Linked DNA regions of Homo sapiens: all the other regions are linked to region 3. Evidence: read pairs that join two places in POLR2A ChIA-PET (ENCODE). Cell type or tissue: GM12878. All regions are shown on one strand. Region 1 overlaps ANKRD44 (ankyrin repeat domain 44). Region 2 overlaps ANKRD44 (ankyrin repeat domain 44). Region 3 overlaps ANKRD44 (ankyrin repeat domain 44).

What was found. ChIA-PET counts read pairs that join two places held together with the same protein. Peaks named below come from ENCODE experiments on the same cell type or tissue, not always from the same donor. Only the 100,000 strongest peaks of a DNase experiment are listed, where the experiment ranks them.
Region 1: POLR2A ChIA-PET joins it to region 3 with 27 read pairs; 14 of 35 experiments call an interaction of 5 or more read pairs at or near these places.
Region 2: POLR2A ChIA-PET joins it to region 3 with 13 read pairs; 15 of 35 experiments call an interaction of 5 or more read pairs at or near these places.

What each region holds. Positions count from the first base shown.
Region 1 is chr2:197,290,893-197,295,892 of GRCh38, reverse strand. The region is part of intron 1 of ANKRD44 (ankyrin repeat domain 44); the gene reads left to right. The region is part of intron 5 of ANKRD44-IT1 (ANKRD44 intronic transcript 1); the gene reads left to right. Among named protein-coding and RNA genes, the nearest start is that of ANKRD44-IT1, 9.1 kb to the left of the region's middle. In GM12878, no CTCF peak of the experiment used is centred here; a DNase peak (open chromatin) is centred at 2,114; H3K4me3 peaks cover 3,486 bases; H3K27ac peaks cover 3,858 bases.
Region 2 is chr2:197,302,822-197,307,821 of GRCh38, reverse strand. The region is part of intron 1 of ANKRD44 (ankyrin repeat domain 44); the gene reads left to right. Among named protein-coding and RNA genes, the nearest start is that of ANKRD44-IT1, 2.8 kb to the right of the region's middle. RefSeq lists enhancers at 263-342, 383-432, 2,898-3,027. In GM12878, a CTCF peak has its summit at 402; a DNase peak (open chromatin) is centred at 3,019; H3K4me3 peaks cover 4,759 bases; H3K27ac peaks cover 5,000 bases.
Region 3 is chr2:197,209,978-197,214,977 of GRCh38, reverse strand. All of the region lies in intron 1 of ANKRD44 (ankyrin repeat domain 44), which reads left to right. Among named protein-coding and RNA genes, the nearest start is that of ANKRD44-AS1, 14 kb to the right of the region's middle. RefSeq lists an enhancer at 1,947-2,186. In GM12878, no CTCF peak of the experiment used is centred here; DNase peaks (open chromatin) are centred at 2,167, 2,818 and 4,907; H3K4me3 peaks cover 2,627 bases; H3K27ac peaks cover 4,946 bases.

The DNA of each region.
Region 1 (5,000 bases), 81 kb before region 3:
GGACAGGGTTTCACCATGTTGCCCAGTCTGGTCTTGAACTCCTGAACTCAAGGGATCTGCCCACCTCAGCCTCCCAAAGTGCTGGGATTATAGGAAAGAGCAAACCACCGTGCCCAGCCTTGCTTTTACCTTTTCAACCAGCTCTTCCAGAGGCTGAATAGTATTTTTCTTAACTCCATTCCTGCCATGAATTGGCTGTGAGATCCTGGCCAGTCATTATACCTCCTTGGGCCTCAGTTTTCTTTAAGAAATGAGGACATTGTTTTAGAGTTTATTCTTGCAGCTGCTCCAGTCTTCTATAGTTTTAACCCAGGGGTTGCAGACTACTATCCACAGGACACATATGGCCTGCTGCCTGCTTTAAATGGCCCGTGAGCCAAGGATAGTTTTTATATTAAGTGATTGAAAAGGATCAAAAGGATAATACTTTGCAACACATAAAAATTAAACAAAATTCTAATTTCTTTGTCCATAAATAAAGTTGTATTATTTGTTTACGTCTTGTCTATGGGCGCTACAACAGCAGAGTTGAGTAGTTGTGGCAAAGACTATAGGGTCAGCAAAGCTGAAAATATTTATTATCTGGCCTTTTACAGGAAAAAATTTGCCAACCTCTTGCTCTAACTCAAGGGCAGACTTGGGGCCATCCTCTTCAGAAATCGAGTGCTACACTCTTACAGTCCTAGTGTTACCTAAGTTGCACTTTGATCTAGATTTAATTAGATTGAGGTGGGAATTCTTGCTTTTATTATTTTCTCCAGGAGAAAGTAGAAGCTTAGTTAGCTTTTTTGGTATGCTTTCAATTAGAAACAATCCTCCTTAAAACAATAGTTTTGTTTGTACTCAACTTTTTTTTCCCTCTGCCTAGGAATCACTGTAGAGAAGGAAGCCATATGTTTATATTTTAAATCACTTGCCTTTTCTATAGGATTTTTAAACTCCAGATGTGGACTCAGAAACAGTTAATATGTACTTTTGATGCACTCAAAGAGCCAAGATGGGGGAAGAGAGATCTTTACTTCTTATATATGAGAGCAAAACAGAAATCTTAATATTTTCTATTCCCCAAGTAGAGACTCTAGATTAATATGGGGATGGAAATAGCCTTAATTTTGTAGGAGGCTAATTTTAAGCAAACACAGTTTAAAGGTCAAGTATTACAAATGGAAATTATACAATTAAAAATAAATCTTAAAGCTGTCTACTAATCTAATGTTGCTCATTATTCTAGAAGGTTCTCTCTGAAGCTAAGTCTGGTAATTTCTGTGTGGGTTATAAGTTTGTGTGTGTGTTGGGGCGGAGGGGTGGTGCAGAGAGACAGAGAGAGAATGAAAATATGTGTGTGTGTGGTTTCCAGTGTTCATTTCATTAGAATTATAAAGAGCATCTGACTCTTGCTCTTGTACTTCCAGAGTCATTTGAGTTATTATGAAACTCCTCCTAGGCCTGGAGTTCTGTTTGATCTTGGATGAAGATGGGCACCTTGAACTGGTTAGCGAGGCCAGAAAGGAGGTCAGTCAACATGTCATCTTTCATATAAAGGTTCACTTTTCTCAGAAGTGAAACTAACTTCTATATGAAAGATGACACGTGTTGACTGACCTCCTTTTCTCTATCCTTCAGAGAGAATTAAGACTAAAGAAACTTGTTTAAAAGATTTGTAAAGAAATTAATGTAGTGTACAACTTTAGAAAACATGGACAGTGACCGAGTACCTAAGCTGTCTGGGACCTCCAGCATTTTCTGAACAATATTATAAATTGTCTGGTGAAGACAGGAGATGAGCATTAGAATCCCCATTTTTCATAGGGAGAAACCGAGGCCAGTGGCTGTTACTTTGCTTGTTGATTGTTAGTGGAGGTAGAGCTCTTATTTTTTCTGGCTCAGTCTGAGGTGCATTTCATTTGCCTATCCTGTTCTTAAACAGCACTTATAAAATCACGTGTCATTTCTGCAGTTATATTTAGGATACAGCCTAAAATGCTGTATAAACACCCTGTGATAGAATGCTGAAGGCTGCCGCCTGGGTAATTATCATGTGGTTCTAGTATCGTATCATCTGCATTATCCAGATTAGAATGTATCACCCACTTCTAAGCTGGTCTAGAAGAAGGAGCCCATTGTGTGCAAGGCCATAAGGATATTGCCTCATCGTTCCCCTGTGGGTAAAGATCTTTGTGATACACAGAAGACCGTGGAACTTCATTCTTATTTGAAAACACTTGTGACTGGTAATAATCCTGAAATACTAAGGCTTTCCCATGCCCTCATCCCCAAAATTCCTCTCTAATATGCTTTGTTTTCTTTTTTTAGAATTTTGTGAGATGTATTTAAGATTGGCCATCTGAAGGGAACATTTGTCACAGCACTGCCTAATCTTTAGATGTGTGTAAATGCAGATATGTTTAATGAACTCTTTCATTTTCCTGCTTACATGGAGTGGGGAAAGTTTCTTCATTGAGGCTCTCACTTCTGGTTTCAGTCCATTTTTAGCCCCTTGATTAGTGTGTGTCTTGGGAAGGTTGGAGCTAAGCCACTGAATTTCTCTTCACTTCTGGGGGAAAATGTTTGTACCCCAACTTTTTAGTATCTAAGACTCTGGTTAACTCAGTAGTAGTAGATTAGCAGTGACTATTGAATAAGTGAATGATGTAGTGCCAGTCTCTGCTGCTGTGTTTTTTCCTTCACCATCCTTCCCTTCTTTTATCTACTTTATCTACCTTCTTTTTCTCCTCTTGGGATCTTTACCATGAACAGAGGAAGGACAGGAAGTGATTAATTTTTGGTTATGTAAATAACCCTAGTAAAAAGATTGGTGATATAAAATATTGCTAATATTTGTTTGGTGGATTTTTTCTTCTTGGTGTCTTGATAAATATGTATAGTCAAGAATGTGTGGCTGATGGCTTAGTGTGTCATGACATGAACAGATCTGGGACAACTTCTCCAGTCAAGGAAACAGTATGGGAAGAAATGTTTTACTCACCATTTTTTTGTACTGTGGAGATTTTGGACAGGCTTTAACTGGGACAGCTCTTTAAAGACTTGCACAGGAAGTCACTGTTAATGTGCACTCTTGGTTTAAAGCATCTTGCTAAGTAGGGCCCAAAGGAGGCAGAGTGTGATTTCCATCACCGATCCTGGGTGGACTGAGAGGATGGCCATGCTGGGCCATCTACTGATGCTTACAAGTAGCTCATGGCAACATTTTTTATCCCCAACCCCTACCACCAAAAGATTTTTATACGCTATGTATTCCCTTGCACATTTTTTGGGGGGTTGACATCTAAAGTTTTTCATCACAAAGTTGGAAAGATACAAAGGATGTAATTCCTGGCATAATACAAATGTTGACTTTTAAAATGGAAACATTATATCACTGTTTAAAATGTGTTGAATGGAATTTAAACACTATTGTGATTTGAGTGTCCCACCTTCACTTAAAAAATACATGAGCAACATCATCACTGGTCATCAGATAAATGCAAATCAAAACCACAATGAGACACCATCTCATGCCAGTTAGAATGGCGATCATTAAAAAGTCAGGAAACCGCAGGTGCTGGAGAGGATGTGGATAAATAGGAATGCTTTTACACTGTTGGTGGGAGTGTAAGTTAGTTCAACCATTGTGGAAGACAGTGTGGCGATCTCTCAAGAATCTAGAACTAGAAATACTATTTGACCCAGCAATCCCATTACTGGGTATATATCCAAAGGATTATGAATCATTCTACTATAAAGACACATGCACACATATGTTTATTGTGGCACTATTCACAATAGCAAAGACTTGGAACCAATTCAAATGTCCATCACTGATAGACTGGATTAAGAAAATGTGGCACATATACACAGTAGAATACTATGCAGCCATAAAAAAGGGATGAGTTCATGTCCTTTGCAGGGACATGGATGGAGGTGGAAACCATCATCCTCAGCAAACTATCACAGGGACAGAAGAGCAAACACTGCATGTTCTCACTCATAGGTGGGAATTGAACAATGAGATCACTTGGACACAGAGCAGGGAACATCACACACTGGGGCCTGTCGTGGGGTGGTGGGATGGGGGAGGGATAGCATTTGGAGAAATACCTAATGTAAATGACGAGTTAATGGGTGCAGCAAGCCAACATGGCACATGTATACATATGTATCAAACCTGCACATTGTGCACATGTACCCTAGAACTTAAAGTATAATTTAAAAAAAATACATGAGCAAGCATTATTCGATAGTTGGAAATTTTACATTGTTCCTTTTTCTCCTTGAGCTTATACTTCTATTCCACTTTCTCATGCAGAATTTGGCTGGGTGTGGTGGCTCATGCCTGTAAATTACCGCACTTTTATCCAAATATTATACATTATTTATTTTTTTGAGATGGAGTCTTGCTCTGTTGCCCAGGCTGGAGTGCAATGGCATGATCCCAGCTCACTGCAGCCTCCGCCTCCTGGGTTCAAGTGATCCTCCTGCCTCAGCCTCCCAAGTAGCTGGAATTACAGGGGCCCACCACCATGCCCAGCTAATTTTTGTGTTTTTAACAGAGACGGGATTTCACCATGTTGGCCAGGCTGGTCTTGAACTGCTGACCTCAGGTGATCCACCTGCCTTGGCCTCCCAAAGTGCTCGGATTACAGGCATGAGCCACCGCGCCTGGCCACATCTTATTTATTTTTTAGGGACAGGGTCTCACTCTGTTACCCAGCCTAGAGTGCAGTGGTGTGATTATAGCTTACAGCAGCCTGGAACTCCTGGGCTCAAGTGATCCTGTCACATCAGCCTCCTAAGTAGCTAGGGTTACAGGTACACACCAGCATGCCTGGCAAATCTTTGTTTTTTTTGTACAGACAGGGTCTCCCTATGTTGCCCACGCTAGTCTGAAACTCCTGGCCTCAAGGGATCCTCCCTCCTTGGCCTCCCAAAGTGTTGGGATTACAGGTGCGAGCTGCTGTGCCTGGCACAAATGTACTACATTAAAAAAAAACTGCAGAGGT
Region 2 (5,000 bases), 93 kb before region 3:
ACTGTTGATAACCTGAAACACAAATTGTCTGGATTTGTCTTTAAATGTGGCAAAAGTCAGGGGTGACAGATGATGACATTTTCTCTCCAGCTAAAGCTGGGTGCAGGAGCTTGCTAGGTGAAGCAGACACTACTTCAGCAGTCAGTCCTGTAGTGACCTCTCAATCTTGTAAGAGAAGGAAAATGTTTTTTCCTAACTCTTTTTTTTTCAGGAGAGTAAAAAGAAAAAGGGAGAGACCAGTGTAATTTTTAGTCTTTTTTTTTTTTTTTTCACTGTAAAAAAGGAACTGGGAGCTATCACTACAAACAAACAAACTTGGCATTTAGCACTTCTGCATTTGTAACTTTTGTAACAGTGTCCCTTCTGTTTTCCTCTTCACAGGGCACACATAATTTTTATTGCAGCCTTAGGGGGCACTAACCATCCTGGTTTGTGCAGATTGACTGGTGTCCCAGCATATGGGGCTAAAACCGGGAAAATTCCAGGCAAACTGGGAGGAACTGGTTACCCTGTGTAACATAGAACATCCTCAACTATGTCATTAATATAATAATGTAATTAGTTCCTTGTATGTGGACATTAGGAGTTTTATATTTTTTGGTAAAGTGAGATAATTTTAAGTTTGGGAAAGAAAATTTTGTTAAATACAGATCTAAGGCATTTGACTCAAAGATAGCCATGAAACCTTTTTGAAAATTGATTTGATATTGACTGTTTTAGGGTGTTCTTTATGTCATATAGTTAAAGGCACTGTAGTCATTTTAAGTGTGTGGTCGTATCTTCAGCCTGGATCTCTACCCGAAATTTATTTTCAGAGTTATGAAGCTAGGATGGTAAGTTCTGTTGCATGTTTAAAGTGTCCACTATTCTTACCTGCATTTGTTAATGATGGCAGAACACTACTTTCATCTCGGAGGCTGCCTGCAGACAAACTGTTTCAGCAGGTGGCCTTTTTGGAGCTTCCTGCCTGGAGGCCTTCTGGTTTGGTGTTCCCTTGCCAAGTCCTAGTTCACACTTGAGTCACCTACCTTCTTGCCAAAGGCAGTGGCTGGCAGCGGTGGCAGTGGCAAGAGACTAGAAATCCTGTGTAACTTTGGGAGCAGGATTTCTAGCCCATAGTGTGGGGCCTTGGGACGTGTTACATATTTTACTGGGCTGCCCTTGTTCTTCCATGGCTCCCTAGAGCACTGGTGTTAAAGCAAACAGTATGCTGTAGTCCTGTCTTCAGCATAGAAGAAGGGAAAAGAAAGGCTTTATTTAGAACCTTTTCTGGTTGTTTCAGGACCCAATCACATGGTTTTGAGAGTGCACTTGAGGCTGGTGTTTCATGGCAGAGACCTAATAATGTCACACATTTATTGTGCTCTTATTGTATACTGGGCCTTTGCAGTGAATCATGTCTTAATCCTCATAGCCACACTAGGAGGTAGGTGGTGGTGTGATTTCTATTTTATGGATGAGAAAACAGGAATAGAGAGGCTAATTGACCGGTTTAGGGTCATACGCCCAGTAAGTGATCTAGCACACTGTCCTACCCTGGCAGTCTGATTGCACAGGTGGGGCTCTGACCACAAGGCTATACTTTTCATAGTTGAAAGGGCAGTGCAGCCATGGGATTAATGGGTGTCTGATCTTGTTTACAGAGAAGCCATTGGATGAACAGCGTTCCCTGAACTCCTTCTGCCTCTTGGGCCAGACCCATTTCTGTACATAGTAAGGAGCTGCTCTGAGGCCTCTGCCCCTGCCTGGCTTATACCTGGCTTTTCCCATTAGCCTCTCCATTTCCTCACCCCGGTGAATGATGTGTTGGTAGTTCAGTGATTTTTTTCATATATATATATATATATATATATAAAACGAACTGCGGTCATTATAGGAAAAGCAGAAAGCTAGATGAGCAAACCAAAAAATTTTAAAACCATCTGAAGCCTGTATACTCAAGAGATAACTATTCTTGACATTTTGATATGTTTCCTTCTAGTCTTCTGTCTGGGTAGCCAGTTAAAATTTTTAAACTTTTCGTGTGATAATATCATTACCTTTCACTTGTGCACATAGCTGATATCTGTGTTCTCTACACCAATGACTTTTCCAAATAAACTTATTCTTCTCTTACATATATGATTGGCTCTTTAGCCAACGCCAGCACATAAGCTCTAGCTCTGGATTAATGGAACTAACTTTTTTCTTTTTCTTTTCTTTCTTTCTTTCTTTTTTAAGATTTCAACTTTTTACTTCCTCTTTTGCTGTAAACAGAGAGCAAATACGAACTCAAAAAGGCACAAATTGTTTGTACCAGAAACAGAAATGAAAGATTCTTTAAAAAGATTTGTATTTCTACAAGATAATGTGAATTTTTATAGGCTAAAGTATAGCACGAAATAATTTAAAAACAGGCAGAGCTACAGAGATCTGATAATTTTGTGATTTCCAAATTTGTTTAAGCTATGACACTCCTTTTTTCCCCCGAAGAAATTTCATATTGAAGCTCAATATATAAAAAAGATTGGCTTGGACAGTGGTCCCTGAGTCCCTCTTGAAAACTGGTTGGGTTTAGTATTATTTGAAAGCCCCTTTGTATGAGAAAACTCCTGGTGATTGGTTAAGTGTTTTTTGTTGTTGTTTTTGTTTTTTTTCCTGACACATCATGTATGAAACAACATTTATAAATGTTTGTGAATGATTAGGAACTACACAGAACTAGGATGACTATATCATTTTTATCCGTTTGAGAATCATAGGTGATACTACTCAATATGAAGCCACAAATAGACGTGAGCCAGGACTGTCCTGGGTAAACCTGGATATGTGGTCATCATATATTCACATAGACTCCATGTTTGCTCACCACAGGCTTGACAGTGACAGTAAACTAGTTTGACTAGCAGACTACTCTGTCTCTTTTGAGTCAGGTCTACAGTGGTGCAGGTATTACAAAGATTGTTTTATGACCTTGTGCAGAGTTGGGAAACAGCTTCCATGTCACACATGAGTTCTGATCGGTCCAGGACTTGCAGGTGTAATGTGATAGAAACATTCTGACTCTTGCAGTCAAGGATCCGAGAAAGTGTGATTGATTACCAGTGTTTGCTATGGGTACACGGGAAGGGAGAAGTGACATATGTTGTACATTAGCCAACCCTTGGCAAGACATGTTAACCTCTGTAGGCTTCAGGTTTCTCTTTGTAAAATGAAGAGGTTGGACTGGATGCCTTTATGGTGCCTCAGCTCTGCCCTCTCCCTTCTGTGACTTGGTGCCTGTAATGGAGACCGATGCTCTTCACATGGTTTGTGTTATAGCATTTCTTACAAATGTGCCTATGAAGGGTGTATTTGCAGATGAGCTCTAATAAGGCTTTCCAGGTAACAAAGTCAAACAGCTTCAAGTTCCAGAGAAGGATTTTAACCCATGTCAATGACTTAGGACTAATTCCTATTCTCCACCCTACTTCAATTCATAGATAATCTAAGATTACCCATTTTATTTATTCTGTATTTTTATTTTTTTGGGACAGAGTCTCGCTCTGTTTCCCAGGCTGGAGTATAGTGGTGCAATCTTGGCTCATTGCAACCCCCGCCGACCCCCTCCTGGGGTTCAAGTGATTCTTGAGCCTCAGACTCCCGGGTAGCTGGGATTACAGGCTTGCACCACTACGCCCAGCTAATTTTTGTATTTTTAGTAGAGATGAGGTTTCACCATGTCGGCCAGGCTGGTCTCAAACTCCTGGCCTCATGTGATCTGCCTGCCTCAGCCTCCCAAAGTGCTGGGATTACAGGGGTAAGCCACCACACCTGGCCTAAGATTGCCCTCTTTATAGATTACTCCTTTTTAACCTTTTAACCAATATATTATTTGGCTTTGGCTGCTTTCAGAGGTCGGGAATGCAGGTATTTGCCCTTATCAGTGTTTATGTTTGTAAATATGTTGGTAGCCTAAGAGGTTGAAATTAATGATTCATGAATCCAGCTTGTAATTATGATATTCATAATTTTTAAGGATCTTTTCACTTGCCTCCTCTTTTGAAAACTTAAAATTTATATTCTATAAAGTGAGCTAAGCAAATAAATATATAGTCCACTTTGGGCTGTTTCAGGGATTACTAAGTCGATAATTGTTTGCATTTCTTGGTTTTTGTTTGCTTAGAGTCCCCTTGCTCCCATCCTGGGGAGTCTTAAGCATCCAAGCATAGCTTTCTAGGATATCTTTTATACCAGAAGACCATTTTCCCCTAAGAAAGCTTTCAGAGCTTTTAGTAAAATTAGGGAGACTTGTGGAAACATCTGTTTGAGCCTAGACATGGAAATTAATTACAATTCTAACCTGTCTCTAAAAGTTTTGCTTTTTTTATTTAAAAAATTTTGTTTTGCTTTAGTTTGTTTTAAAAATAACACTAGATTGGGAATCAGAAGACGTGGATTCTACTCATGGTTCTTCTAACTGTTGTATGGTTTGGGGTAAGTCCTGGCCTTCGTTTCTTTGTCTGTCAAAATGGGAACAGGTAGAAAATTCTCTAAATTCTTCCAAGCTCTAACATTCTAAGATAGCTCCTCACATATTTCAATGTCAGTCTTTTCTCATCTTGTGGAATCTCAGTTCAAAAAGTATCTGCCTTTTATGAACTTCTGATTTTCTCCCAAGTGTGTTTGTGGCAGCTTTAAAGTTTCCCAGGTTTGGTAAACACATCCTGAGTTTTGTCTAAGGGTGAGGAGTCCTTTCTCCAAGAAGTTTGTCTTCTGGCATCTCCAGGAGCCTGGCTGTGGGGACACAGAACCCCTGGGGCTGTTCTCAGTGTGGTTCTTTGAGAATCCTCTTGAACTTCTTACAGGATAAAGGGAGCAATCCTTACAAAGGCCATGCTTGTCTCTTGTGAGCTGGGGCCCACCTTAGCCTTCTTCAGAGGTGTTGCTTTAGCAAATACCTTGGGTCCTCCCAGGCAAAATCCTATTTTATTGAACCCAAATAACATGTGCATCTAACAAGTTTATTTCTGAAGGGTTGG
Region 3 (5,000 bases):
TGAACCCTGGAGGCAGAGGTTGTAGTGAGTGGAAATTGTGCCACTGCATTCTAGCCTGGGTGACAGAGTGAGACTCTGTCTCAAAAAAAACAAAACAAAAACAAAAAAATCCAGCTGTTCTTCTAGTCCCAGAATTCCAGTTTGGCCTGCCTTGGAGCATCTATTTGGGAACAGGCATATGTGACCTTCCAATTCAAGACTTTGCTTCTGTTGTTGCTGCTGGGATTGGCAGGCTTCTGTGTTCTAATTACTCTTTTAAAATTCCATTTAAAATGCAATTTCATGTAAATGTGTGTTTTCACATTTAGTTTTTATAGCATTTCTTTTCTTTCCCAACTATATCAGTGATAGGTATTAACTGTAAGATGTGGTATATACAGATGAGCAAAAGAAAAAAGGAGAAAATAACTTGTAATCTAATCACTAAGACATAAATACTACTGACTTGGTCTTTTTTCTCTTACTCTTCCTCTTTATGTATGTATGTACATATTTACTTAAAATATAGACTTGCTATCTCATTGTATATGTTACTTAATGCAACAAAATTCTTTTTGCATGTTTGCCAGGTGCCAGACACTAGGCTAGGCCTTGGATATAGTTTTGTTTACTGTTTTTTTTAAATTGTCACTTAATGCTATATGATAAATATTTCTCCAAGTCTTTAAAAATTATTTGAAATGACATTTTTAATAGCTGCATAATATCCCATCATTTTGATGTGCCATATTTTATTATGTCCCTGAGATTGGACAATTAAGAAGCTTTTGGTTTTTTTTCTATAATAACCAACACCCTAATATACACCCTGAACATAAATCTTTGTGCTCATCTCTGATCATTTCCTTATAGTAATTTCCCACAAAAATTATGGGGGTAAAGAATATGAAAATAGCTATAGCTTATCTGAGGTTGCTTTTCAGTTGCTACCTTCATCTTATTCTTTCTTTGTCTCCAAAGTGACTTGATTGCCTTAAAGTGATTCTAAAATTCACATAGCATTAGAGAAACCTAGACTATGCTTTAGAAAACAGTCTATCTTCCCAAAGATACATATACCCTCTTAAAGGTGCTGTAGTATTGCCAAGATACATACACATATAATATCTTAAAGTTGCTGTATGTACCTTTTTAAAAAGAGAAAGAGTTCTAAGCTTGTTTACTTAGAAGGTCTAATAAATCAGATCATTAAAAGTGTGAGAATTGCCTGTTTATGAAAACGTGCAGTTGGTTCAAACTGGCTATATAAATCGGCCAGATTGTATGAGCCAGTCTACAGGAGCTTAGCAGTGTACAGGTCCAATTCCATTATTTGCTCAATAATAGTTTTATGCTTAGGCTCAGCGTATGAGGCTGATAATTGTGGCATGATAAGACTGCACAGTGCTCAAGTGTATAATGAGCAATGCTTAGCTGGAAGAGAGAAAATATTTATCAGTGCTTTGCTAATGAGATGTTTTTTATATCATCTAATGAGTTGGTTTTATTTTAGGTAAGGTTAAATGTGTTTAATATGTTTCATAGAGATCTTGAAATAACATGTGCTGAAATAAATTAGAAAAAAAATCAGAAAAATTCCAAGTGGGCTCTCTGGAGTAATCACCTCGTAGATATTATTTTGAAAACCAGAAAACTGGTTGGAAGATGATATGCCAAAAATAACATTGTCTACATTAAACAGACTTACTTTATAGACCGCTTGTGTAACAAGATGTATAATGCTCTCCTTTGAGAACTTCTCCTTCCTTCAGGCTAACCTTGTTTGGGTGATATACCAGACTGTGTTAGAGGGGTCATAGCTCGCTGGGTGGCTAAGCCCCTATATGTGTGAGGTAGAAGTCTTGTAGAGTCAAAATTACTCTTGAAAATCTCTTTGGAAGGTGCCACCATGGAGGCCTGTATACTATCCCTTGTGGAGGCCAACACAGCCACTTTGGCCTGCAGAGTTGGAGCCGCATTGCTGTTTCTTTGAGCACCAGATAAGAAGTTGGCTTGCATTTAGGGGCCAACTTGTATGAAAAATATGTTTCTTTAAACACTAGAATCCCAGTCAGCTCTGTGAGATGTTCACACTGTGAAAAGCTTTCTGGAATGAGATGCAGAGGAAGCTGTGGGGTCGTGTTTCCTTTTTTCTCTCTCACCGTGGGCATGTGATCACCGAGTTCCTGATTGAAGTGTGTGTTTGTGTGTGTACGTGTCCACCTCCCTTCCTTGTGGGTGTTAACTGAATTCTTTTGAGCAAAAACATGTCTGACATGACACCACTGCAGTTGCTGTGATGCAGAATTTTTACTCATGTAGAAGTTCTTCTGTGAGAGCCTGCAATAACCTTTTTGGTTAATACTCCCTATAAAAGGAGAGTGGAAGAGGCAGGGTGAACAAATGTGTTATTTTGAATGAATGTGAATGAATCATGAGCAGAGATTTATTGAGGGCCTACTATGTGCTAGCAGTTAGGGATATAGTGGTGACCACAGTGACCGAATCCCTGCCCTTCTAAAACTTATGGTCTTGGTAGATTCCTGAGAATTTGCCTTTGTCTAGGCAACAATGGACTGACTAGATAACCATTAAATACATAGGGGTTCAAATATTTAGTGCAGAAGCATTTTGGGTTCTCGAATAGGGACTGTGTGATACAAGTGGTTTCTTTGAAAATTATCCATGATCTAAGCTCACACACTTACTGGCTCATAAAAGCCAGTTTCAGAGGCCAGATGACTTTCGTGTTTGGTGCCAGTGTGCTCCCACTGGATCCCTATCTGCCTGGTTGCAAACTCTTGGCTCTAGTACTGCCTGATCTCTAGCATACTTTGATCCACCAGAAAGTCCCTCCTTGTTCCAGTTCCAAAACTCTAGCTCTGCAATATCTCCTCTCCTTCCCCCAAAGTGGTGCTGTGGGGTGTGTGTGTGTGTGTGTGTGTGAGAGAGAGAGAGACTGAGAGAGAGAGAGAGGCTCAGTGAAGGGAATTCCCGTGCATGAGCTTACTGTTGATTACTAGCCCTTCATCACCGGAGTGTTGGTCACAAACCTGAGGAGGGCAAAGTGATTGGAGTCCCGAGGTGCTTGTGTTCCTTTGGCTCTGTTGGTCTGGATCTGTCGATCACCTTTCTTGGGGCTTCTTTGTGCTGCGTCGTCTCCTGCTTGCTGCCCCCCACTATTCCTCTTCTCTGAGTTATGGTTTATAACCTGCTGCATCTCCTAATGAACACCTGGAACCTCCAAGTTGGGAAAAGAAGGAGCATCTCATGGTGCCTGGGGCAGCAGGATGGTGTGGCCCTGACTTGGCCCAAGATTCTTGTGCCCCTCGAGGTGGTACCCCTGAGAAATGTACTCATGGGATTAGCGTGATTTCACAGATGGTTAATTTTTTTAAGTTAGTTAACTAAAGACATTATTTTTCCATTGAAATGAACATGGATATCTTAAGGCAGCACTAGACTGTAAAATTCATGTGAATGTTAAGTTAAAAACGTATTTTTCAGGCAGACATGTAGGGAAAGACGTTCACTCTTGTCTTCTGTTACAGGTACTTTGGTGGAAGTACCTGGTTGATCCTGGCTCCTTGGCTAAGTTATTGAAATTTTCTGCAGAATGGGGATAGTTGGAGGATTCACTGGGATATGCAGAAAACACTGAGTGTGTGTTACTTGCCATCTCTTCCTGCTCCCCATTTCCCCACAACATCCCTGGGTTGTCTCTCACCCTGGAGGTATCCTGCTCCCTGTGTCACTGCTTCTGTGGCAGGAACTATGCCTTCCCTGCCCACGTGTGCTGGTGATGCTGCTCCTGGGTGTCCTTGGATCTGCCCAAAGGGCAACTCCTGTGATCTCCCAGAATATTGAGGGTGCAGGACCAAGGAGTCCTTAGAGAGCAGCTGCAGCCTAGGTCATGGCATAGGGGTGGGTGGGATATGATTAGAGAAGAGGCAGGGGGTCCTCCTGGCCCGCTGCCTTTTCTCGGCATGCAGGTGCACAGTGGCGTCTACATACTATGAGGGAGTGTGTGATCCCCAGGTAAACCCCACTGATGGAGCAGGACAGGACTAGCTTCTAGACACCCCCTCTCCAATACCACCAAACAGAGCACATCCTGCCCCACATGGATGCCTCTGCCCCATCAAAGGTGGCAGGAGGACATTTGCCTCTCCAGCCTCTCATTCACTGTGCTCAGTTTCTGTTTCTGACCCCCTTTGAAGCTGCCTCTCTCCATAAGGGAGGAATGATATCTGAGCCGAAGGAGGATGACACATGCCATTCCAGTCCACAACCCGTGGCCCCCTAATCTCTCCAAGACAAGATGTTCCAACAGGTGGGGGTGATCCTTCTCTCTTAAGGCCTGCCTTGCATGAGGACAATTTGCTTCCTTCCTAATCTCTGGAAGAAGGTGTTAGAGTCAGATAGGCATTGGCCTTAAGGAACATTTATTTCTGAGTGTACCAAGTGTGTCTTTGATGCTTTCCCAGAGGAACCAGCTCAGTGTAATGGGAACAGAACAAGCTTTGGCGTCAGAGAAATCTTGGTCTGGATGGGACCTCAGCCCCTCACTAGCTTTATAACATCAGTCAGGTTACTTACATTACTGAGCCTTGGTTTTCTCATCTGTAAACGGAAGATGTTAATCGTAACTCACTGTTAGGGGTGAAGAGGAAGCAATATAATGTATGAAAAGTGCTTGCCATACAGTAGTAGCTCAATAAGTGCTTCTCAACACATCTCAAGCCCAGCATTGGATTCAAGACAGTCCTTCTTAGGAGGCCTCAAATCACATTTGTTTTCTTTCTTTGTCTCCATTCGAAACACCCAACTTCCTCTTGCTGCTGTTCTTTTTTTAGGAGTCAAGAAAAAACAACCTAAGTAAACATTCTCCACTAAGGTGTGACTGAAAGATAGTCTCCTCACTCACTCAGAGGTGATTTCAACAGGGGAAACTTTAACTCAAAGGAATTTCTGTAAGACGTCTCTTAGGTAGTAGGAGTGGATTCCTGTGGTCTCTGTGC